Regions from separate parts of the Homo sapiens genome. Here regions 2 and 3 are each linked to region 1. Evidence: chromatin loops called from intact Hi-C (ENCODE). Cell type or tissue: mammary epithelial cell. All regions are shown on one strand.

Region 1 (8,000 bases):
CTCACACATCCATTGGAGATGTTGGGTACTCTGTAGCTTAGATCCCAGATGTCTGTGGCAAGAGTGAGCTGTCCCTCAGTCCCCTCCCTCACCCCTTCTCCAGGAGCCATTTAGGGCCAGGAAGTAGCCCAAGCATTCAGGTACCCTACGCAGGGTTCCCAGCTTCTCCCTCTTCAGCCTCAGCATCTGTGTTGCCTCTCCACACACTTGCGGTGTTTTCTCCCTAGAGATCAGATCTGCCCAAATTATATTATTTACTTGATAATTTGGGATCTCTTAGTGGGAGAGATGGCTGTGTCTAGTTAGCCATCTTGTCCCCCTAGATCATCAATTTCATTTTTAATCCTAAATAAGTGCCTAGATAAACTTCATCACCAGAATGTAGTTGTTTCATGTCTTGCTACATTAAAGGTAGGCAGAGTTTGAGGTTTGTTTTTTCTAATGATAAATCAATACAAAATATTTTTAAAATTTTTTTTCATTCCATAACGAGGATCTAAGTAAGGATTTTCAGTGGCAAATGAGGGAGGACAAGTGCACGGTTATTATTTGATACTACCAGTTCCATTTGGAAGTTAACAAAACTGGAATTTTTAATCTCTCAGAAAAATCTTAGCTTTTATAAATGTCCTACTCAAACATGACTAGCTCTCATTTTGATTAGCATCATATATTAAGAACAAATCCTATTTGCTTTTCAGTCATATTTTTCCAGCTTAAATCTTACTATAAGGGGAGAACTTCGGAGTGAAAATGCATCTCTGGTTTTAAGTAGCAGCAATCAAAAAAGAGAGGTAAGTGCAACATGAGTTTTGAAAACATTATGCATTTCACTCTGAATTTTGTGACATAATGTTTTATAATTGTTGATAGTCCCTTAAGCAGTGACTGGTATTGCTCTCGGTAAGTGACAGACACTATTTGCTTCAAATTATACTTCATTAGCTTCAAATGTGATTTTAGTCTTATTCATCCTTGTAAGACACTGGGAAAATCATGATATTTACAATTCACATGCCGCATTTGACTTTATCACTTATAACTATCACGGTAAATGGATGTTTTTACTTTCACTTTGATAACAAATGATGCAGTTGTAACTTTCCTCCTTAAAAGCTGACATTATAAAATGCAGCTGATATCTGAAGAGCAGCCGCAAAAAACAACTTCTTTATAAAAAGTGCCTTTATACTGTACAGGAAAACATGTACATTTTTTAAAGTTTTCTTTCAAATTTCATTGAGAAATTTGAAACAAAAAAGTGATGGTATTTCCTAATACAAATTCAGACTTGAGTCCTCAGTAAAAATAGAAAGGTTTGAGTTTTTAACTCTTGTCCTTTTTATAAATTAATAAGCCAAGGTGACGGAGTAAGACCCCATCTCTAAAAAAATAAAATAAAATAAGTACTTGTTACACATGCAGGCACTTCAGCATGATCTCCCCCCTTCTCATGGGAGACTTTAAATATCCCATGTGGATAACAGCACCATGTGAATCATAAAATTCAATTTGGAAGCTCCCTAACTTTCAGATGTTCTTTTTAAATTGCTTATTTCAAATTTTTCCAATATCAATGACTTCTGATAAGTATACGCTTTTCAAGAAAAAGGAAAATACATGCATATAATGTTTACTTATGTCATAAAGAGCGCTTAGCATAAGCAATGCAAAATGCAAAGTTGTTCCTTACATAGAATAGCCAACATTTCACTAAAACCTAAAAAATTTGAGTATGGTTTATGTTGGAAAAGTACATATGATTCCTAAATTTATGTGTTAAAATTTTATAATGAGTTTTATTTTCCCTAAATATTAGTTAAAAATTCCCCTGGAAATATTTATTCTACATTCATCCTAAAGGAAAAATTATATCTATATTGATAAAATTACTAAAAGTGATCATTTTGTAATTGTGTGATCTGAGGAAAGTCACTGATCTTATCTAGATTCCGGTTTCCATATCTGTAAGTTCAGGGAATTGTTTTACATATGTTTAAAATCTGCCTTGCTGGGCTTAGTGGCTCATGTCTGTCATCCCAGCCTACTCGGGAGACTGAGATGGAAGGATCACTTTAGCCCAGGAGTTTGAGATCAGCCTGGGCAAAATAGTGAAACCCCATCTGTGTTTTGTTTTGTTTTGTTTTAAGAAACTGTCATAATGGTCTGATGCTGTATATGTCTACATTCTTGCCAGCTCTGTCACCTACCTGGAGTGATTTGAGAGGTTTTGATTAGTATCATGCATATACAAATCTCTCCCCTGTTAGTTTCTTTTTCTACCCTAATCTTCCCTCTAGGTAAAGAAATTGAGGTGTTACTGTTAAAGGCAAATACAGGGCTTGAACTATTACTAGCCATTGATATCTACCCTAAATTAATTTTTTTCAAATCCCCCAGGGATGAGACACAGAGCAGATAGGTTTCATTGAGGTTTGAGTGCCACCCTGAGAGAGCTTGAGTAGCTGGAACACTAAAAGCGGTCCATTTTACAGCTTTGCTTCAGTTAAAACCTGATTTATACATGTGGACCCAGTGATAAGTCAAGTAGAAGAAACATTGTGGTATAATGAAGAGCACACTGGGAGTGAATACATATGCAAACATTCACTTACCCATACACTTGACATGTATGCATTATACTTTCAATTTATAAACAAAAAATTATGCACACTAGAAATAAAATAAGGAGACTTTCTCAGGTTCTTATGACAACAAACTGCGACATTCCAATCTAAACTAATGCTATTGTGATAATACAGTAGTGTACTAATTAATCTTTAACACACATAATACTTTGGTTCTCCCTGAGTTAAACAGAAATTCACTCCTCCCCTTGAGCATTCCAATCCATTGACATTTAACCCTTTATGTATAAATTTCAGAAGGATAATATTATAAATACCTTTTGGTAATAATAAATTTGACATAGTTAGAGATTTAGACTAGATGAAGAGCATTTTCTAATGTAAATCTAATGTTTTCTCATTATATAGTAACGAGATTAATGCACTGGTAGAGAATTGTAGCCTGCAAGAACTCAATGTTCCAGGAGTTCTAATAGGTGTTTATTATGTTAACAATCTTGTTTAATAATTTTCAGCTTGCTATTCAAATATCCAAAGATGGGCTACCGGGCAGAGTGCCATTATGGGTCATCCTGCTGAGTGCTTTTGCCGGATTGTTGCTGTTAATGCTGCTCATTTTAGCACTGTGGAAGGTAAACACCAAAATTCCTTTGACTCTCTACTTCAATCATCAACAGCAAACTGGAGAAATAAGCTCTGATATATTCAGACTATGTAATATAGTATTATTACAGCAATGAAACAAACGTTGAAATGATGACTAAGGGAAAGAAAAAAGAAAAATGCGTATTTCAAACACTGCACACAACTTGACCCAATTTTTGTAAAGGAAAAAAAACTTATTTTAAGTTAGAAATAGTCAAAAATTCACAAAAGTATCTTTCTAGAGTTTAGTATGATAGGGGACTTTCACATGTGTAACAATTAAAATTTTATAATAAGTATGTATTTCTTTTATAAACAGAGAACAATGAAAACTGTCTTTTATAGAGAAAGAAAAAATGAATTCCTATGTCAATTTAAGGATATATAAGCAGTAGATTCAAGGTTAAAATAAGCCTTGTTTTAATCACATCTCCATGTGTCTTAAATATCAAATAATTCTTTAATGTTTAAATATATATGGCACATTTTATGTAATAAATTGTGTGCCTGAGTGGAGGATAAGGGATCAGCTGATGTAGGGGAGATCTTAAAGTTTCACAGACTCCTATTTCAAATTCTGTGGTAAATGTGAGTAACCACCTATTTTGTGTCAAGTAACTCTGGATATTTATGTAATGTTTTGCTTAGGCTGAAATAGACATGATTTTTAAAACTCTTAGCAGCTGTATAATTTTCACATTAAGTAGAATTGAGATGACAGCTTTTGGGATAAGTTGAATAGAGAATAACATCCCATACAGAGTTGAATGTTTTTTCAATTAAATATCAAATAAGCATTTATTCTAGCATAATATCCCCCTAGATTTTACCTATTGTTTTGTTAAATAGTTAAATTATGTTAAAAATATAGGTTGTGGCTACATATTAATTGTTCTATTACCTGAGCAACATAATTATTTAATCAAATAGTTTAAATAGCAAGTTTCTCTCCCACTGAAATACCAACTGTTCCTATCCTTTCTTACTCTCCTATGACTCACTTCCTCTTTTGAGGGGCTTAGTCTCAGAGGAGATGGTGAACAAAGCCAGATGTAGGTCAGTGGCATTTAATTCAGTAAATAGAATCCATGGCTTTTCTCTAGCAAAGTTCCCCAAACAAAATTCTCCACTATAGCCAATGTCCAGCTCTTCCTTCTACTTTATAAGGGATCAGTGTTCTCTCTGTAATACCTAGCTTTGCCACACTGTGGTACCCAAGGCCTGGCTTATTGGTGTCAAGGTTGTACTTGAAATATAGGAAGTGGTTTCTTCATTTCTATGCACCTCTAATAGAGAGTGTTACTGTTGATTTTTTTCAGCATAGTCTTCTGTTCTCAGCACTGCACTTACCTCTATGGTTTTAGAACACCGCTGGCAGGAGAAGAGGAAAACCAGAGCTGATATTTGGATAGGTTCTTTCAGGCCTTGTACCTCTGTTTCAGACAAACAAATAGGAAATTTCAGTCACCTATTTTTCAGTCAGTAGTCTGAAAAAGCATAAATGTAAAACTAAGCTCATTGTTTCATCCAGATAATGATGTGTTGATACATTCTGACAGCTTCTTAGGTTATTATTAATATTATTATTATTGCAGGCCCAAAAGAAGATCATTTGACAAACTTTGGGCTGTCTTACCCGGTAGAAATAGTTCAGCCACTTCATTGGGAGGCCCAGCAATCAGAACTGTGATTCTAAGGTAGAAGGGAAGAAACTAGCTCTTATCGAATGCTTACTATGTGCAGGGAGCTATTTTAAACATTTCTGCTTTAAGCATTCCCACTTAATACTCATATCAACCTTATGAGGTCGTATGAACCTCCTCTTTTAAGTGAAGAACATAAAATTTAAGTATATTTCCCAAAGACACATAGTGAGATTCAGAGTAAGGATCTGAATTCTGTGCCAAAACCACTGACTATTATCACTCTGTGTTCTCTCTTGCTTCCATTCACTCTGGTGTCCTTGCAACAATCTTTTCGACCAAGTATTTTAACTACATTTTACACCTGAGGACATTAAAGCAAAGGGAGGTAAAGTGACTCTCCCATGATTACTAGCTAGTAAATGACTGGATTCAAGGAATGATCTACAGAGCTCTTTCTTTTTCCAATATATCCTACTGCTGCAGGCTATAGGGTAGGGCTCTTTACTCTGGAGCTCCAGGAGTTGGGTTTTGTTCAAGAGAGTCATGAACTCTCTTAAACACATAATACTGTCTTTGGTTTTGGAATGAGGGTCCCTGGTTGGATTCAGACTTTCGGTAGTTCCATTATATCAAGAAGGCTAATCCCACTTCCCCCTACTTTAAAGTTCTGTTGGAAGCTGCCTGAAGCATGAGTTCAGTTGCAGTAGGTTCAGAAGAGCTACTCTTATCCCAGACATCTTTTTTATTCTAACTAGATCTGGATCAGACACCTCAGGACTATCCCTTCTTCCTTCCTTTCCTGAATCCCACCAGTTTGGAGTTCATTGGAACTCCCAAGTCTGAGTCTCTGTGTAAGAGACAGGCCAAAAGTTTCTCTTAGAGCAGAGATTCACTTTCAAAAGACACAGTCTTTATATCTTTGTCTTCATCATACACATGGCAAAAATTAAAGCTTGACAAAGTGTTAGTAGCTGCTTAATACACTTCATGATTGATGGGAGGAATCTTGTAGGGGACGTAGGTTTAAATAGGTGGAGAAACTTGTCCTGAACTGTGGTACCACATGCCGGGGGAGATGCCAGCACACCAGGAGCCATGAGAGACTCAGAACATTCCTCTCTCCTAACTTGATGTCATAATGATGCCTGAAGTTCCTCAACTGATGATTTATTTATTAATCCTAAAGCTTTATTCTTCATCCAATATACATGTTCTGGGTGGGTGTGGATGGGGACTGGTGTCTCACCACTTTTTAGTCTTTTATACATTAGTATGAATTTATTCATTCAGCAATTATTCCATGTTATATTCATTAAGCACTTACTTTTCTGACAGTTATCACCTCATTAGAGCCTTTGCCATAGGGTTTTGAACAAGGGATCATGAAGCAAACACAGGAAGGAAAAAATGAAAGCCAGTGCTGCAAAGAAAGTGTTGGGGCTGAAAACAAACTCTATTGGTTTCAAATTTGGGCTAGGATTGGCCCAGTCCATCTTGAAGCTATAAACTATTTTCTCCTAATCTCCACTCTTTGCCACTCAACTTCTCTTAAAAACCCATGTTAATTGGTTGGGTGGAGTGCTTAGATAACAGAAGTTATTTTAAAATAGAACATTTAATGTGTAGAAGCCAAGGAGCATTGTAAAGAAGCAAAAAGAGCTGTGAGAGATCAGAAGCAAAGCAGAGTGGGAAGGAGAAAAAGTCTTAGAATCCACCACCTGCTTTTGTGAAAGCCTTGTCTGTTTATTTTTGACTCAGGACATGCAGGCACAAGTTAAGAAGCCTAATGGTTTGTGAATCTGGAACTTTTATACTTGGCTCATATGAAAAAGCCTGAGACGTGTAGGAGAGCTGGCATTTGGGGAAGAAAAACTTATTGTTTTCATGTGTATTTGTTCCGTTACCGCCTTTTCTTCATCTACCACCAACTAGATGATGGCATAATAGAAGACATGAGCCCTGAATAAAAATTTTCCAACCTAAAAGTGCATATTTTTGAGGGTTTATCCCCTCTAAGCCCTCAGTTGTTTAATAATTATTTTATAAACACATAGTTCCCTGGCATAATTTGCCATAATTTCGTGATTAAAATGATGTAGAGGTGCCACACTTTTAAAGAATTAACTCATTGCCTTTGCTCGATCTATTATAGCCCCCTCTCAAATTTAAAAAATATATACAAATTTGAAAAATCACTTACCTATGACCCTTAATTTTCTTTTTTTAAAAATAAGCATTTTAGGTTAGATAATTGCAAAGATCCCTTCTATCCCCCATACTTAGTTTTGTTATTCTATAGGATGGGAAACAATTGCAGCACTTATAACTTTTTATGATGCCCCAAATTGCAAAGCATAATGAAATATGGCTCACCATCCACCACGATGTGAAATTTTTCTTATGGTCAACAACTTCATTTTTTATTTCCAAATGATATAGTGTGTTTTCAAGAGGCTTTTTATATCAAATCTATATAAGCAGACGTCCTGATGCATTTAAAGTTAATACAGACAACTCAGAAATCTCCCTAACGCCCTAGCCATAATATACCTGTCAGATTCCCTACCATCTCTAATGACCTCAACTTATGGTCATCGATCATTTGATGGAAATTTCTCTGCCACATCCCTGAAAAAAAAGATGATGGCAAAGAAGAGACAATGCTAGCTAATTGCAGTTTGTCTCCCAAAATATTTTCCCAGAAGCTTTTAATTAGTTCAATGTGTATACTATATTTTACTAGGGGTCATGGTGTATTTAACCAATGAAAATATTAAAAATGAAACCGCGGCCCGGCGCGATGGCTCACGCCTGTAATCCCAGCACTTTGGGAGGCCGAGGCAGGCAGATCATGAGGTCAAGAGATAGAGACCATCCTGGCCAACATGGTGAAACCCCGTCTCTACTGAAAATACAAAAATTAGCTGGGCATGGTGGTGCATGCCTGTAGTCCCAGCTACCCAGGAGGCTGAGGCAGGAGAATCACTTGAACCCGGGTGGCGGAGGTTGCAGTGAGCGGAGATCACGCCACTGCACTCCAGCCTGGTGACAGAGTGAGACTGTCTCAAAAAAAAAAAAGAAAAGAAAAAAAAAGAAACAGCAATTTAATAAATGTCATTTT
Region 2 (8,000 bases), 87 kb after region 1:
GCATTATGGAAGTAGCAGATGTGGGAAGGACTGTTTAAACATTGACTTTCCTTCTGATACTAATCAAGTTAGTTTTGGACACAGAAATTGGTATGACCATGAATTATTCCTTTAGCAAATTGCGAGTTCTTTTTCCATGGATTTATCATGTAATACATGCACACACACACAACTTTGTTTTCTTTATTCCCTTACTGCTTATTCTGAAGCTGTCATTTTGGTATCTTTTTCCTCTGCTTACTTTGACTTTCTTTGTAATCTTTCTATCTAAGTCCTGACTTCACTCCTTTCCCTCAGACAACTCACTGAAGGCTCTAGTCTGAGTATTCTTAAATCACACTCTGTTATTTTTAAAGTACAATTTTAGCTCTGTCATGTGTGCCATGTTTTCTAAGAATTTATGGGCATATTTACATCAGGATCTACCAGATTTTAACAAAATAATCTTAACTCTTTTGCTAGTTTCATTTATGAGACTTTCATTGCACTATGAACTTCAACTCTAGAAACAGTGGTGACATGGCTTTGATAATTCTGGAGCCTTTTTAACAGTCTCAAGTGAGCGGGATAATTTTAAAACAAGCTGACCTCCCAAGTAGAGTACCTGGGCAGCCCTCTGGCTGTAAGTAAGGCTGTGGTCTGTTCTCTTTTCGGTGTAGGCGGAGGGCCATCCCGCTTCAGAGCCCTCACTTCACACACAGGATGTTCCAATGTGGATGATGCAATTCTTATCACAAACAATCTACAAAGGATTGAGATATGTTTAAAATCATTTCCTGGAGTTTGTGGTGATATGCACTCTTTCTGTTTGTCTAATCTGAAGGCCTGTTGCAAGAACAATCTGAGCTCATTATGTGACTCAAAAACCAGAGAGAACTGCAATCTCTCTGTGTGATGAGGACTGACTGGGAATTAGGGTATTTCCAGTTGTAGAAATGTCTTTCATTCTAACAAGGACTAGTGCATTCTTTTTCCTTAAAGAGAGAGGAGAAATAGAAAGAACAAGTGTCATAGCAAAAAATAAAAATAAAAAAAATCCACCTATATATGAGCTTATAGTTTTAACTTTTTAATTGAGAAAAACTTTAATAAAGCTCTACATGTGTTATGAATATAGCATTGTCATCCACAGATGTGCCTATAGGAGAACTTTAAATAAAAAAAAAAGTTTAATTCTATAACAGACATCAAAGATTATGTCACGTGATACTTTGATAATAACACCACCTGGTATTTATTGAGTACTCTTTCCTTGCCAAACATGTAATACCCATAATTACTCTAGGAGCTTTGCAAAATTATTACCCCCTTTACAAATGAGAGGAGTGTGACTCAGAAATGTTAAGTAATTAACCTAAGATTACAGAGCTGATAATTAATAAAGATAGGGGAAGCTAATGCAAAATGAGACAAAATGTTCCAAACGTACATATTTTTGTAAGTATCCAAGAAGGAGAGTGACAGGATGTAGTTGGCATTTATAAATAATATTTAAATTTTATTTTAACATAAACTTTATGAAGTAAGAGAAACTTTCAGAATCTTGAATGAAAAATTCTGTTAGAGAATTTCCAATGTTAGCATCATTGGCTTTACCATCAGCTGTTTCCTGGGCAAAGATGATAGTTACCATCCATCTTTTCATCCTATCATAGACAGGAATTTCTTGTATGAATATACTCAGGAGCCGGAGCACAAGGGTTTTACCCTCAGCTTCCCCACCACTCCCTGGGTGACTTTGGGAAAGTCACACAACTTCTCTGGAGCAGAAAGTATGCCATCCTTATCAAACTGGAATGTTATGAGCACCTTGTGTGAGAATAAAAGTAAAGCACTTCAGGGCTGGGCTCGGTGGCTCATGCCTGTAATTCCAGCACTTTGGGAGGCCAAGGCGGGCGGATCACTTGAGGTCAGGAGTTCGAGACCAGTCTGGCTAACATGGTGAAACCCCATCTCTACCAAAACCATAAAAAATTAGCAGGGCGTGGTGGCAGGCACCTGTAATCCCAGCTCCTTGGGAGGCTGAGGCAGGAGAATCACTTGAACCTGGGAGGCAGATGTTGCAGTGAGCTGAGATCATACCACTGCAGTCTAGCCTTGGCAACAGAGGGAGATTCCATCTCAAAAAAAAAACTGGGTCCTCCCTACCTCTTCCTATCCCCTCAACCAATTCTCATCTGTCATGGATGAGCTTCCATGCATATTGGATTAGCTTCATGAAGTCCATTTCTTCTTCTTGGCCAAGAATGCTATTCTATTCCAATCCTCTTTCCAAAATAATCATGTCTTTGTCTTTTATGATATAGCCTTTTAAATATTAGCCAATTATCATCCTTTATATCTCTTTCAAAGATAAAAGTCTCTTACCATTAGGTTGTCCTGGCAGTGCCATTTAACATGCCAACTTCATTTATTCACAGAGTTTGCTTATATCTTATTTAATTAAATTAATTAATTAATTAATTAATTTGAGACAGAGTCTCAGTCTGTCACCAAGGCTGGAATGCAGTGGCTCAATTTTGGCTCACTGCAACCTCTGCCTCCTGGGTTCAAGTGATTCTCATGCCTCAGCCTCCTGAATAGCTGGAATTATAGGCATGTGCCACCATACTAGGCTAATTTTTTTTTTTTTTTTTGAGACGGAGTCTCACTCTTTTGCCCAGGATGGAGTGCAGTAGGGCAATCTCGGCTCACTGCAAGCTCCGCCTCCTGGGTTCATGCCATTCTCCTCCCTCAGCCTCCCAAGTAGCTGAAACTACAAGCGCCCACCACCATGCCTGGCTAATTTTTTATATTTTTAGTAGACACGAGGTTTCACCGTGTTGGCCAGGCTGATCTCGAACTCCTGGCCTCAAGTGATCCCATCTCAGCCTCCCAAAGTGCTGGGATTACAGGCGTGAGCCACCGAGCCTGGCCCTCCTTTTATTTTAAATTCATAACATAAATATTCCTTTTCTTCTTCCATTCAATTTTATTTTTTACTCATAACTTAGTCCAGTGTTTGATTCTATAAAGACATTAGAAATCCAACTGTAATATATTCTTACACTTTTATTTTAACTTTAAATACTTACTGTTAAAAATTTTATAAATACTTATTATGCTATTGCTGTACAATTAAGCCATCCTCAGCACTATTAATACAGGTATCCAAAGTGGCATGTCTCATCTCAACAATGACAACCCCCCAAGAGGCGGAGGTTGCAGTGAGCCAAGATCACGTCACTGCACTCCAGCCGGGGCAACAGTGAGACTCCAACTCAAAAAAAAAAAAAATCTATAGTAGGAAGGACACTTTAAATATCTCCTGATTTGCTTCTTCGTTCCTTCACTCTGGATACAAGTTTGTGTGTGCACCTACAAACACATGAATACATACACACCCATTGTTTGTGACTTGCACGTGGGAGAGATATGTTGCTCCAGAATGTCTGCTGTGCTTTAATGATCTATAAAAATCCTCCATGCCTCACCAACAAGTCTTATAATTTTAAGCTTTCCTCTGTGGTAATGTGTGAATATCTGTTTCTGGAATAAAGTTCATTTACAAAGGTGACTGGGACTTACACACACACCTTCCTAGTATCTAGTTGTCTAAGACATTTACATCCATCTAACTCCATCTAAAGAAGGATCTGGGGAATGCTAAGTGGCACAAGTGGCAACTATTTATTAACTTGCTGTGCCCCATATGATGGGAAAGCAAACAGTGCTTCTCTAGAAGAGTTCTAAGGGAACTTAATATGGTAAAAAGAACCAGCAATTTTGAGCAAAAGGGCAGGGGTGCAGATATATAGGTTTTGCTTTCACTTAGACCCTTGAAGTCAGTTTCTTTAAATGAAAACATAAATAGTTATACACTTGACCTCACAGAGTGTTTATAAGGATCAAAGGAGATAATGCACATAAAAAATGCTTTATGAGCTATAAAGCAGTTTACAAATGTTGCTATTCCAGTTTTTATCATTGATGAAACAACCATCTGCCAAAGCACCTAGTTGAAAGGTACTAGCTCATGAGCTTTGATTTGCAAAATGTGATGGTCTTAAAATTATCCCCCTCTCTCCCTCCAATAGCCAAGAACAGGAATTTGTATCATCACAAGGCTTTAGGGTTAGTATTTTAGCTTTTGATTTTAAATTCAAGAAAACTGCATGTCGGATGAGAGGAAGTAACATAATTAGTTTTTATTGATTATATTTCTTCTAGTGCCAAAGCCAATTTCTGGAATTTTTATGAGACAGAACAGTAAGCTTAAGATGTTTTAGCAATAGTGAAGTCAGTGGACTCTTTATCGTGAAACGGAAAGATGCTGAGGATCTAGCCATCCCGCTAACTGAGGAGACAATGTGGAAGCCTAAGAAGTCTGAGGCAGCATAATGAGGCCTAAATACTAAAATTGCCTTTCAATATATGCCAAAGAATTTAACTATTAAATTTATGATAGCAGTATTTCCAAATAAAACCTAAAAAATGAAATGACTCTTTTTACCTGTCTTCCTTCTTCCCAGAGACGGGCAGCCTTCACGGGTGAATTCTTTCCATCACAAATTCATTTTATGTTTACCAGCAGAAAGCAGGTACCATTTAGAGCTCACCAAGCACCTTGTGTTGTCCGTGGCCTGGAACTAAACAATATAAGAAACAATATTTATATTTATATACTATAGACTTGGAAAATTTTTACGTGCATGTAGATACAATAAGTTTCTAATCCAAAGTAAAATATCCCCTTGGATGGCTCATAGACCTCTCAAACTTAAAATATCTCACAGTGAACTCTTGAGCTCCCCCTATCGCAAAATCTTGCTCTACTGACAGCATCCCCTTTAATCTGATGGTAGTGACTAGTTTCTTTTAGCTTCTCAGCCAAACACCTTTAGGCTGTCTTTGACTCGTATTCATTCATTCATTCATTCATTCATTCATTCATTGAAAGACCAACTCCTCAAGAAGTCCTGCTGCCCCTACCATCACACTCTATCTAAAACAAGACCACCTCTTACCACTTTCCCTTCTGCCAGCCCTGTATGAGCACTCCATCATCTGTTGCCTGGATGATTGCAGTTGTCTTCTAAGTACTTTACATGACTCACCTGTGCTTCAATACAATGATTCCCAACAGTGTGGCCTTCAAAATTCTTCTACAATATGTCAGATCACATCATGCTGTACTCAAAACCCTCCAATGGCATTCTCATTTCCCTCAGCTGGAAAGCTGAGGCCTTCTATTAATCATTACGTACAAGTCACTACATGATCTATCATTACCAGTAGGACTACCATCTCCTTCCACTATCCCCCTCACTCATTCTGTTCCAGCCACAGGGCTTTTGCATTTGCTGTTCCCGCAGCCTAGACTATTCTGCCACTAGAGTCTTAAGGTTTACTCTTTAACCTTCTTCAAGTTTTTACTTAAATATTACCTTCTCAGTGAGGCCTTCCCTGACCATTCCGATGAAGATTATACTGCTCTCCACCCCACACTCCTAACTCCAGCCTGCTTATTTTTCTCCCAAAGCACTGATCACTACCACTATATGGTTTACTTACTTATTACATTTACTGTCTATTTTCTCCCACTAGAATGTAAGCTCCTCAGGCTAGAAACTTTTTTACTGATTTATTCACTAGTATATCCTCAGTACCTAGAATGAGGTCTGGTACATAATAGGTCTGGCCACCACGTATAGACTCACAGATTGTATACTGCACAAGGCCTGGACACACCATTCAAGGAATGGTGTCCCCTGGGGTTGTGTACCATTTCAGTCCCCAAGAGCCCAATAAACATTTGTTATAAAATTGAATAAAACAAAATGTTTTGCCCTACTATTTTAAGTACATCTCTGTCAGTAATCTCTGGTAAAATCTCTAGTATTGAAGAAAACACTTGGAGAATTTACAGACTCACAGACCAAAGGAAGATATTTATAACAGCCCCTAGATTGTGGGTTTAAAACTGTCCTACCTACACCACCATAAATACTGCTTGCTAACTAAACAAAGTATTTTGAATTCCACTGGAGGTAGGCAAATTGGCTGTGTTTTGAAAGTCTACATAATCACTATTTTCCCACAAGATAATTGAACAGTAAGTGTTATTTAAAGTAGTCTTGGAAGAATTCCCAGTTTCACTGGAGGAAAAGAAAAGTTTATATCTTGGGATTTTGTTTTGTTTTGAGAATCAGCACACATGCCTGTTCATGCAACTCTTTTGTCTGGTTGGGATTAAATTAAATCCATTACTTCAAAGAGGTTTCGCCATACTTCAACAGGTATACTCACCAACATATCCAATTTCCCACCTTGGTAACAGTTTCTCTTGGTGTGTCTCTTCCTGCACGTAAAATTTCATAGAGAAATATAACAGCCTCCCTCATCTTCCTGTCTGATTAATTTAAGAATGCCACAATTTTCTTGGAATAGCCTCTTGGTGATGTCCTAGCCTCTTCTTATGAGGGTGAGTTGTCAGGAACTAGGATTTCACCGAGGCCTTAGGGTGTGAATGAGGAGGAGAGTCTGCTGGAAATGTTTCTAATAAAGAAGGTAAGCAAAGGTCAGTGACTTCTCTGTAGTCACCAACATGACCTGTAGCCTACTTATTAATGTGGTTCACAATATTTAAGAAATGAGTCATATATGATGAGGAAACCCTTGTTCTTCAAGAGTTACCAAAGTGGTCTGGTTTTCCACTATTTTCTATTGCCTTGTGTTAAGAGTTTAAGATAGCATAATACTGTCAGAGATGTATTTGCATGTATCTTTTAGGGAATTTCAAGTGCTTCCACATCCTTCTTGTTAAGTGCCACACAACTGCACAGATGCTTACTTTTCTCTTCTTTCTGATTAAATTAGAAGAGCTGCAGTTTTCACAGAGGTGGTCATGATGTTATGACCCCTCCTGTGCTGCAAGGTTATCAAATCCTGAATTCTTAGAAAAGGTGGTAGGAGGTGACAGGGAGAGTGTCCAGGGAGTGCTTAGTTGAGAGAAAAAAACCAAACAGTCTTCTCAGGAAGAAAATAGCTAGTTGTTGCAGCTTTGCTACCAGAGGCTCTGATAAAAAAAAAAAAAAACAGTTAAATTTTAGATCAGACACACTTCTCTGTTGTTTCTCAGCAAGCCTCTCTCGGGCTGTGGTGAGGATGGTTGGAAATGTGCATAATAGAATCACCTGAATTTGGTATTTGCATTTGGTATTGTCTGAACATACCCTGTTCCTACCTGTCATTGGGTTTGTATTTGGTGTTGTCTGAACATGCCTTGTTCCTACCTGCCATTGAGAACAGTGTAGCCTAGGCCCCACAGTATGGATGTACCCTCCCAGGACAGCTGTGCTTCGTGTCCAGTCTGCAGCCCCTTCATATATCACACAGCCACACACCCCTTCACATAAGTGTGGCCTGACTCCCTGTGTCTGGTTTCTAATCCATGCTAGTTCTAGAACCCACCTCATCTGCTAAGATCATTTTCCCAATCTGGGCCCTCTGCCAGGACTTCCTGCAGCTAAGAGGAAGGACACTAGCCTAAGCGTTAAGAACCTGGGCTTCCGCACTTGGTTTTCACTAGCCATGGGAACATGAGCAAGTCACTCATCAATCTGTGTCTCAGTGATTCCATCTGTAAAATGAAGTGTAAAATGGGGATAAGATCATCCCCGGTGGCCAGGCACAGTGGCTCACACCAGTAATCCCAGTGTTTTAGGAGGCCAAGGAGGGTGGATCACTTGAAGTCAGGAGTTCCAGACCAGCCTGGCCAACATGATGAAATGCCATCTCTATTAAAAAAGTGCAAAAGATAGCTGGGCATAGTGGTACATGTCTATAATCCCAGCTATTCAGGAGGCTGAGGCAGGAGAATTACTTGAACCCAGGAAGTGGAGGTTACAGTGAGCCAAGATCATGCCACTGCACTCCAGCCTGAGTGACAAAAGACGAGACCATCTCAAAAATAATAATAATAATTTCTGGCTTCTTCTGCAGATGAAATTAGATAATCT
Region 3 (8,000 bases), 120 kb after region 1:
TGGTAATTTAACTTGCATTTGGAAAGAAAAATTTATTATTATTGAATGATAATTTGCACAGATAGTATGGTTTACATTTCATCATTTTTGAGGATGTCCCCATTAAGTTATGATTTTAAAAATCACATTAACAGGAAAAACTAGAGTTGAATGTATAGTGTACTGCCATTTTCCATGAGAGGTCTTTGAATATATAGTCTCTTATGCAAATAAAGCCATTATAAGTGCACATCGTTTATTGAAATATGCACACACACAAACATTTGTGTATTTCTCTAGTATCACATGTAATTTTTTGCGATAAAGACAACAATAACAGGGCAATGCTTTCTTGTTATCAGTTGACAGTGAAAAACAGAAGTTTTACCAAGCACTTTGTAAATTCCTTGTGATCTCAGATGCTTCCTACATTAGTTTGTCAGGAAGTGTCATTGCTTAGTGTAACATTTAGGCATGTATCCAACTCTTGAAGTTTCAAGTCCTTCCACAAAAAAACACCATACATTAACATGGCAAAGCATAATTTTTCCAATTTGTGGACTGAACTCTCTAAATCCATGTATATAAGTGTAGTGAACTCCATGAAATAAAAAAAGAAAACCAAATTAAAGGCACAGATTGACATAGAAAATTATATGCTCCTTAGTATATAAGAAAAGGAGAAGCTGATGTTAAAATAGTAAATACTATGTTTAAGTATTGTGATATTTTGTACCACCTGATTTATTGATATTTATGTAAAAATTAATCTTTTAACAGAAGTAATTAATTAAAACAATTCTAAAGCAATTATACATATAAAGAATGTGTAATTGAGTATCAACAAAGGCTGGACCTAGTTACTTGTTGAAAAACTGACAAATCCCCCCTTCTTTAAATATTTCTTACTTGTGAGATATACTGAATTATCATTAATTGTTGAAAATGAACAGATCTTTTAATACCGTGTCAAACGCAGTAAAAATTTGTATAAGATTATATTAGAGGAGAAAGAACACTGACCCAGTTTCATGGTTGAGAAACATTGCTTTCTTGTGAAGTCATGAAATATTTCCATACTTGATCATAAAATTGAAGAAAAAAACTGTGTTTTACAAGGAAACGTCTTTTCCTTTGCACAGAATTATTTAATGTTTTTAATAATGGAGATATTAACAATCTCATTTTCTACTTCCTGTACCACTATAATTATGTCACTATTTGGTAATTTTTACAGAAAGCCTAAATTAAGATATTGTGTTTTATTTTGTTCTGTGTCTGCTTTAATTTCATTCAAGATATTAGTAATTTTCACCAGAAAAATTTTAAATCAAAAGGTTGGAAATAGATGAAGATCGTATTATTGAGAGGAAAATGAGACCAAGAAATGGATGCTGTTCAGCTACAGTAAAGAGAATTATCTCCTTTGACCTTGGTTTATGAGCAGATATTTATGACCTTACTGAAATTCTTATTTATAATTCTGATCATAAATAGTTCAGGTTTAAAATTCTATCCATTTTTAATATTAAAAAATTAGTTTGGTCATCGATTGCTCTGAATTTTATTTTCTTTTTTATTTTATCATATTTCTTTCACTTTTTTAAATAGATGGGGACTTGCTCTGTCACCCAGGCTGTAGTGCACTGGTGTGATCATAGCTCACTGCAGCCTCTAATTCCTAGGCTCAAGCAATCCTCCCACTTCAGCCTCCTGAGAGCTAGGACTACAGCTGTGTGCCACCACTCCTGGCTAACTTTTTACAAAAATGTTTTATAGAGACAAGGTCTCACTATTGCTCAAGCAGGTCTCAAATACCTGGCTTCAAGTAGTCCTTCTGCCTCAGCCTCTGGAGTCTTTGGGATTACAGGCATGAGCCACCACACCCAGCTGCTCTGAATTTTAATTATACAAGTTGTAAGGTTTGCTTTAATCATCCTTTTGTTTCCCCTTTGCAAGGGCATTTTGGGTCAGCACCAATTTCTTGAAGGCCCCGAGGGCATTGAAAACACTCGATTTGGTTCAGCAATTGCAGCTCTTTCAGACATCAACATGGATGGCTTTAATGATGTGATTGTTGGTTCACCACTAGAAAATCAGAATTCTGGAGCTGTATACATTTACAATGGTCATCAGGGCACTATCCGCACAAAGTATTCCCAGGTAATCCATGAGCTGTTATGGTGATGTATGTATTTGTGGGTCTTATCATATTAGACATAGAAAGCGTCATGTAAACCATGCAATCCGTCCGCCTTATTTTGTAACTTCATTCTTTCACTCAGCAAATATAAAGTGAGCCTCTACTGTGTGCCCAAGCACTGTTCTAGAGTCTGGGGATGCTATAAGAACAGGACAGACACAATTCTGATCTTTGTGTGCCTTATATTATATTGGAGGAGACAAATAAAAAGAAAGAAGTAGATAAGATAAAGTATTCCAGATAGTAATAAAGGAATTTTTAAAAAAGCAAATGAAACTAAAATAGGAAATAAAATTTCAGCAATAGGAGTATCAGGTGGTTGAAGGGGTGACTAATGAGGCCTCACTGAGCAGCCAATTTTGGAGTAAGACTGGAAGGAAAAGAACTAGGAAATTAACCCTGTACCTGAACTTGCATCAATTTGCTCCAAGTCCACTGATCTTTTCACTGGTTTATGATTTTTTATTAAAGATTTATGCTGTCCCTTCGATGAAAATGTGGCTGTAAGAGTGATGCAGAGATCAGATAATAAGATGTGATTAAAAAATGAATCTTTAGAATTTGTAGAGAATAAACACAATCTGGGACATTACTATATAGAAAATATAATAATGAAATTCAGAGGCTGCCATTTTCTGGTTCAGCTGTTGTGTACTATAATTTCGTGTCAAACCTGCTCTTTTAGAAAATCTTGGGATCCGATGGAGCCTTTAGGAGCCATCTCCAGTACTTTGGGAGGTCCTTGGATGGCTATGGAGATTTAAATGGGGATTCCATCACCGATGTGTCTATTGGTGCCTTTGGACAAGTGGTTCAACTCTGGTGAGTCAGGAAGAGCCAGACACAAACTAACTAAAAATTACCTGCTAAGAAAGCAGAACAGATGTCTGTACTGGTATTATAGAAATGCCACATGCATTCTATAAGACTATAGGGAATCGATGTATCATAGTTTGCACAAAGGAATAAATGTGTTTTTCCAAGTAGGAAAAATAGATATATTTGCTTACCATTAGAAATATAGTTCTCTCCTCATATGGTGAGTAAAACAGTACATAGAAAACATAAAGTTCTGGAAATGGTATCCAGGCTATTTCTGAATGTTATCTTCCTATAAATAGCCTTATCTCAGCATACAGAAGGGAAACCTCATGAGAGTGCATTCAAAAATACTGAAAATTCAGACCACACAAGTAAAGTGTAACTTCTATGTGACTGAATGGTATATTTTAAAATTATTAGTCATAAACAATAAGCCATTATTTAGGTTTAGCTGACCTCTCATTGACCTCCACAGGAGTTGAAGATTCAGAGAGAACAGTGTGAAGGTCATGTGATTCAAGGTCAAAAATAAGTATATTGGGCCGGCAAGGGAATAGAATCAGAAAGAAGTTGTTTATTCAATCAAGAATCTCCATTCATTTGTCTCTGTCAAAAAATGTGCTTTAAATGTACAAATATTTGAAGAACAGAAAAATAATATTCATTGATTATTTTTTATTTCTGAGTTTAATGATACTATTTACAAATCTCACTTGTGCTTTTAAAGAATGAAGTACATTATTTTTATTGCAGAATGAAACTTTTATGTGGAAAAAATAAAACTCAAGAATAATACTTAAGACTTTAAAAAAACAAGAAAATATATTTACTGAATAAATCAGTTAAAATCATTTCAGAGTAGCATATCAAGAGTAAATACACATATCCCAGAACCTAAAGTATAATAAATAACTAATATGTTAAACATGTATTGTGTTAGTGATGCAGTCACAAATTAAAAAAAAAATTATCTCTGTCTGCCATCTTAGAGCTTTCAAATATATACTACTGCTAAAGTGCTTTGATAGAGAGTAGAGAGAAAAATTCAGTAATGCTGGTACTGGGTCCTCTATGATAAAGGATATAATACGTGTGCTCAGTAATAACATCCATCCATCTGTTACTCTTTATGTCTTTTAGGTCACAAAGTATTGCTGATGTAGCTATAGAAGCTTCATTCACACCAGAAAAAATCACTTTGGTCAACAAGAATGCTCAGATAATTCTCAAACTCTGCTTCAGTGCAAAGTTCAGACCTACTAAGCAAAACAATCAAGTGGGTGCGTAGATCTGAAATAATCTGTATAGAAATTGGTTGGCTTACAGAGTTTTAGTCCTGAATATAACATATTTTGGTTTGTAGGCCAAGAGAAATAAGGGTTTTAGTTATAGACACTTAAGTTTCCTTACACTGGAGATGCCCGAGAATGGTTCACTAGTCATGGAAGATTTGTTTAGATCTTCCTTCCACATCTCTAGAAGGTTCTGCTGCAGAAAGTTGTAATCTCTATGACATAACCAAGGGCCCTCCTGCTTCCATCCTTTGAGTTTCTCTTACCTCCATTTCTCTTACTTAAAACCTTGAGCATACACAGATTATGCTGAACTGCCACTCAAATGACTATATCATGTTGGCTATGCCATGATCTATATAGGACAGGTTCAGTAAAAGTATCAAGTATTTTTCCTGTCGTTGAGGAATTAATAAACATGAAATAATGAAAGAAAACATGAAAAGCAATATATAACTTTTACCCAGTGTTTTAAATGTTCTAAATAATACAGAGAAATGAGTAAAAGTCTGAATTATGTCTCATCAGATGGGGAAGGATGAGGAAATCATTGTGGGCAAGCATCAGCAGGAATTGTTGTCTTTTCTCTTGGGCTGGCCAAGTTGTCTTTCAAGGCCTGGCAGAGGTCCTGCCTCCTCTTCAAAGCTTTTTCTAAGCACACTATCTCACCTTCATCTCTTCTGCCCCAATTATCTCACCATGCTCAATGCATAGCTTGCAATTTAACACTTGATTCAAAGCTACCTTCTTTCATTAACTGCTGCTTCATGGGTCCCAATTCCCATTCCGTCAGAATTTGGCTTTAAACTTCAGAACTTGTAGTTCCTATAGGAATTCAATTAAGTGACAAACATATTAACTTAAAGCTGAAAATACAGAAGCAGGTTATTTGCCATAATTCATACCAAGATACAAATAAGATGAGAACACAAAGCAAAATTAGATTCAAATCTTAACATGCTTTCCATATTTTCCTACTTTTCATATCCATTTGGAAGTTTTCCATGCAGATGTTCAAAGATTGACCCAATTTTGAGTAGCATATGTCACTTGACCTGCCATGTAGCACATCTAACTGAGCACACATGATAGTTAAGTCAAAAACCGTTGCTGCATAAACATTGTGGCTAGTCTGCCTAATAGGTTAACTTGGGAAATATATTATTTGGCAGAAACAGCAAACTGGTCAGCTCTTCTGGCCCCGAAGCATAGAGGTGTCTCATGTATCTTCCCTTTTTGACTATACTTCAACCCTTATGGTGATGCACACTCAAAAATTCTACTTTCAGAGAATTTCCTTCCCATCCACAGGCTGCCGAGGGTTTCTGGCCTTTCTTACTATTGGGCATCTTTCCCTTTAAATCTTTTTTCCTGATGCCTTCAGGTCCACAAAGACAAGCCAAGTGAAATGATTGTGAGCTCATTTGTCACTTCATTGCTTGGCAATAATAGTATGTAAGACGTGAATCCCATCTTCACAACTGTGGAAAGTGAATTTATAAAGCATATGGTTTCTATCATTTATTGCATCAGGTGCACACTTCACTTTAAGATTAATAACATAGCCCATGAAGCGATGTATCATTTTTATAAAGCTGCTTGAAAAAAAAAGGAAAAGCATTATAATGTGGACTAACTTTGTCCTAACTGCACTCACCTCCTTGCCATTGTTTTTCCTTTACATCATCTTCACAACTTATTTTTAGTTTATTTAATTCTTTAATATTTTATCTATCTTTGTTGGCATTGTTAAGTCACTGGAGCAAGAAAAATTGTACAACATATATGATAGATTTTTTTCAAGGTAACATGTAGAATTCATGTTTTGGGAAGTATATACAACCTTTAAAATATTGAAAATAATAAAGTAAGATAGAATAACCCCAAATAAGGCAATAAGGCAGCTGATGCTGTGAATGGCACCAGGTGTTCTCTCTCAATTTTGGACACACGGCCAGTGGACTTTAGTTGAAGGTAATAATTCTGATAGTTTAGACATCGGCTACTGACATCAGTTATTATCACATAATTTTTTTTCATGAGTTGGTATTAGGAAACAGAGGTTCAAAGAGGGTAAGTAAATTGCCCCAAGTCACAGAGCTCATAAACAGCAGAATTAGGATTCAAACCAAGTCTGCCTGACTGAGACTTTATTGCTGCAGTGTTGCATGCATTTCCCTATGTGAGCATCTAGAATAGGTCAAGCACTGTCCATGTTCCCTTAGAGTATCTCAGTTAATCTTCACAATAACAATTAATTCTTACAACTGGATGGAAGCAGAAAGAATATGAGCTCTTATTTCAAAAATACCCAACTTTTACTTCTGACTAGCCATGTGAACTTAGGTGAATTATTTTACATCACTTATTCTAGTACATTATTTGAAAAATAAGATAATAAAATTCACTTTCCAGATTCATTGTAAAACTTGTATGGCATACATGAGAATGTGTCCAGTTGCAGGCGCTCAGCAACTGTTCCTTTCCATTCTGTGTCTCCGTGTTATGAGTAATGAAACCCGTGCTTGTGGGAGTGAGCAATTTGCCCAGGTTCATCACAGTAGGTTTCCTGGCGGCAAGTCTAGTTTCCTTTCCACTGCTCCCAGCCACATTTCTCTGAATCACATTTCTTTGTATGCACAGTCACCTACGTCACATCAGAGCTAGAATGACAAATGCTTTGTGGTGCTAGCTATGGTTCACAAGCCACCAATATGAAGACTATTTCCATATTTTCTTGATGTGAGATACTTTGTCCAAGAAGACACAATAAAGCAAAGATGCTTTTTCCTATAAGTTGATTTGAAATAACATTTCTTTATGATTTTTTTTATCATAGCCATTGTATATAACATCACACTTGATGCAGATGGATTTTCATCCAGAGTAACCTCCAGGGGGTTATTTAAAGAAAACAATGAAAGGTGCCTGCAGAAGAATATGGTAGTAAATCAAGCACAGAGTTGCCCCGAGCACATCATTTATATACAGGTAAGGCCTCAGGAACATCCCTTTTGACTTTATTTCTTCCTAAAGACGAGAGAGTGGTAAAAGTCAAAAATGGAAGCTTATGAGTTAGAAAATGCTCACCCTTCCAATGAATGCCTTTCTTATGTAATTCCATAAATAAGAAGCATATTTACTTTATGCTAATATTTATGGTCACAATCTATTATATAAGTCAGCAACATCAAATTTCATTTAGAATTGCAATGAAAGGGCTAAAAATACAATTCTTAAAGAAATCATAGATACAGTGTTTTCTTAAATGTTTAACAGAGAGAACTTTCCATTGGCAATAAATGTTATTTTGATATTTTCCTATCAGGGAAAAATTTTATTTATTGTTCAGCTACTGAAAAATAACTCCAATTGTGGTTTCTACTATTAGATTTAAGTTAACATAGATGAAATATAGTAGATTATGAGATAACAATTATTTGTTCTAATCGTATGCTGTAATTACTGTATTTAACATGGATTTTGAAAATTTCCCAAGTGAGAAAAATGCTTTTCAGGAGAAAACTTCCAGCCGGAAATTTATTTTATAAATGATGTGAATATTTCCACCTTGGAAACCACATAATGGCATTTGAAAGGATAATTTACTCAGGAAATCACTTTTTTAAAAGGATATTTAAGTACTTTCTTAGAATACAGTTCTCAGAATTTAAGGTGCGAAAGAACTGCCAGGGAAACTTTTG

The links. Peaks named below come from ENCODE experiments on the same cell type or tissue, not always from the same donor. Only the 100,000 strongest peaks of a DNase experiment are listed, where the experiment ranks them.
Region 2: it touches region 1 in a loop (4-fold over the local background); 13 of 110 quality-filtered maps call a loop at or near these places.
Region 3: a loop joins it to region 1, with 8 times the contacts of the local background. A loop is called at or near these places in 6 of 110 quality-filtered maps.

The regions. Positions count from the first base shown.
Region 1 is chr5:52,944,242-52,952,241 of GRCh38, forward strand. It overlaps ITGA1 (integrin subunit alpha 1), which reads left to right. Exons shown (of 29, transcript NM_181501.2): 27 at 702-794; 28 at 3,104-3,220. It overlaps ITGA2-AS1 (ITGA2 antisense RNA 1), which reads right to left. Exons shown (of 4, transcript NR_186583.1): 3 at 4,584-4,666. Among named protein-coding and RNA genes, the nearest start is that of ITGA2, 41 kb to the right of the region's middle. In mammary epithelial cell, a CTCF peak has its summit at 4,438; DNase peaks (open chromatin) are centred at 4,430 and 6,650; H3K4me3 peaks cover 505 bases; H3K27ac peaks cover 3,894 bases.
Region 2 is chr5:53,031,146-53,039,145 of GRCh38, forward strand. The region is part of intron 2 of ITGA2 (integrin subunit alpha 2); the gene reads left to right. It overlaps LOC124900974 (a long non-coding RNA gene), which reads right to left and starts at 4,623. Exons shown (of 2, transcript XR_007058767.1): 1 at 4,493-4,623. In mammary epithelial cell, a CTCF peak has its summit at 4,793; DNase peaks (open chromatin) are centred at 816, 5,166, 6,436 and 7,246; H3K27ac peaks cover 6,858 bases.
Region 3 is chr5:53,062,974-53,070,973 of GRCh38, forward strand. ITGA2 (integrin subunit alpha 2) reads left to right here. Exons shown (of 30, transcript NM_002203.4): 14 at 1,939-2,142; 15 at 2,868-3,004; 16 at 4,145-4,284; 17 at 7,136-7,287. Among named protein-coding and RNA genes, the nearest start is that of MOCS2, 43 kb to the right of the region's middle. In mammary epithelial cell, no CTCF peak of the experiment used is centred here; no DNase peak of the experiment used is centred here.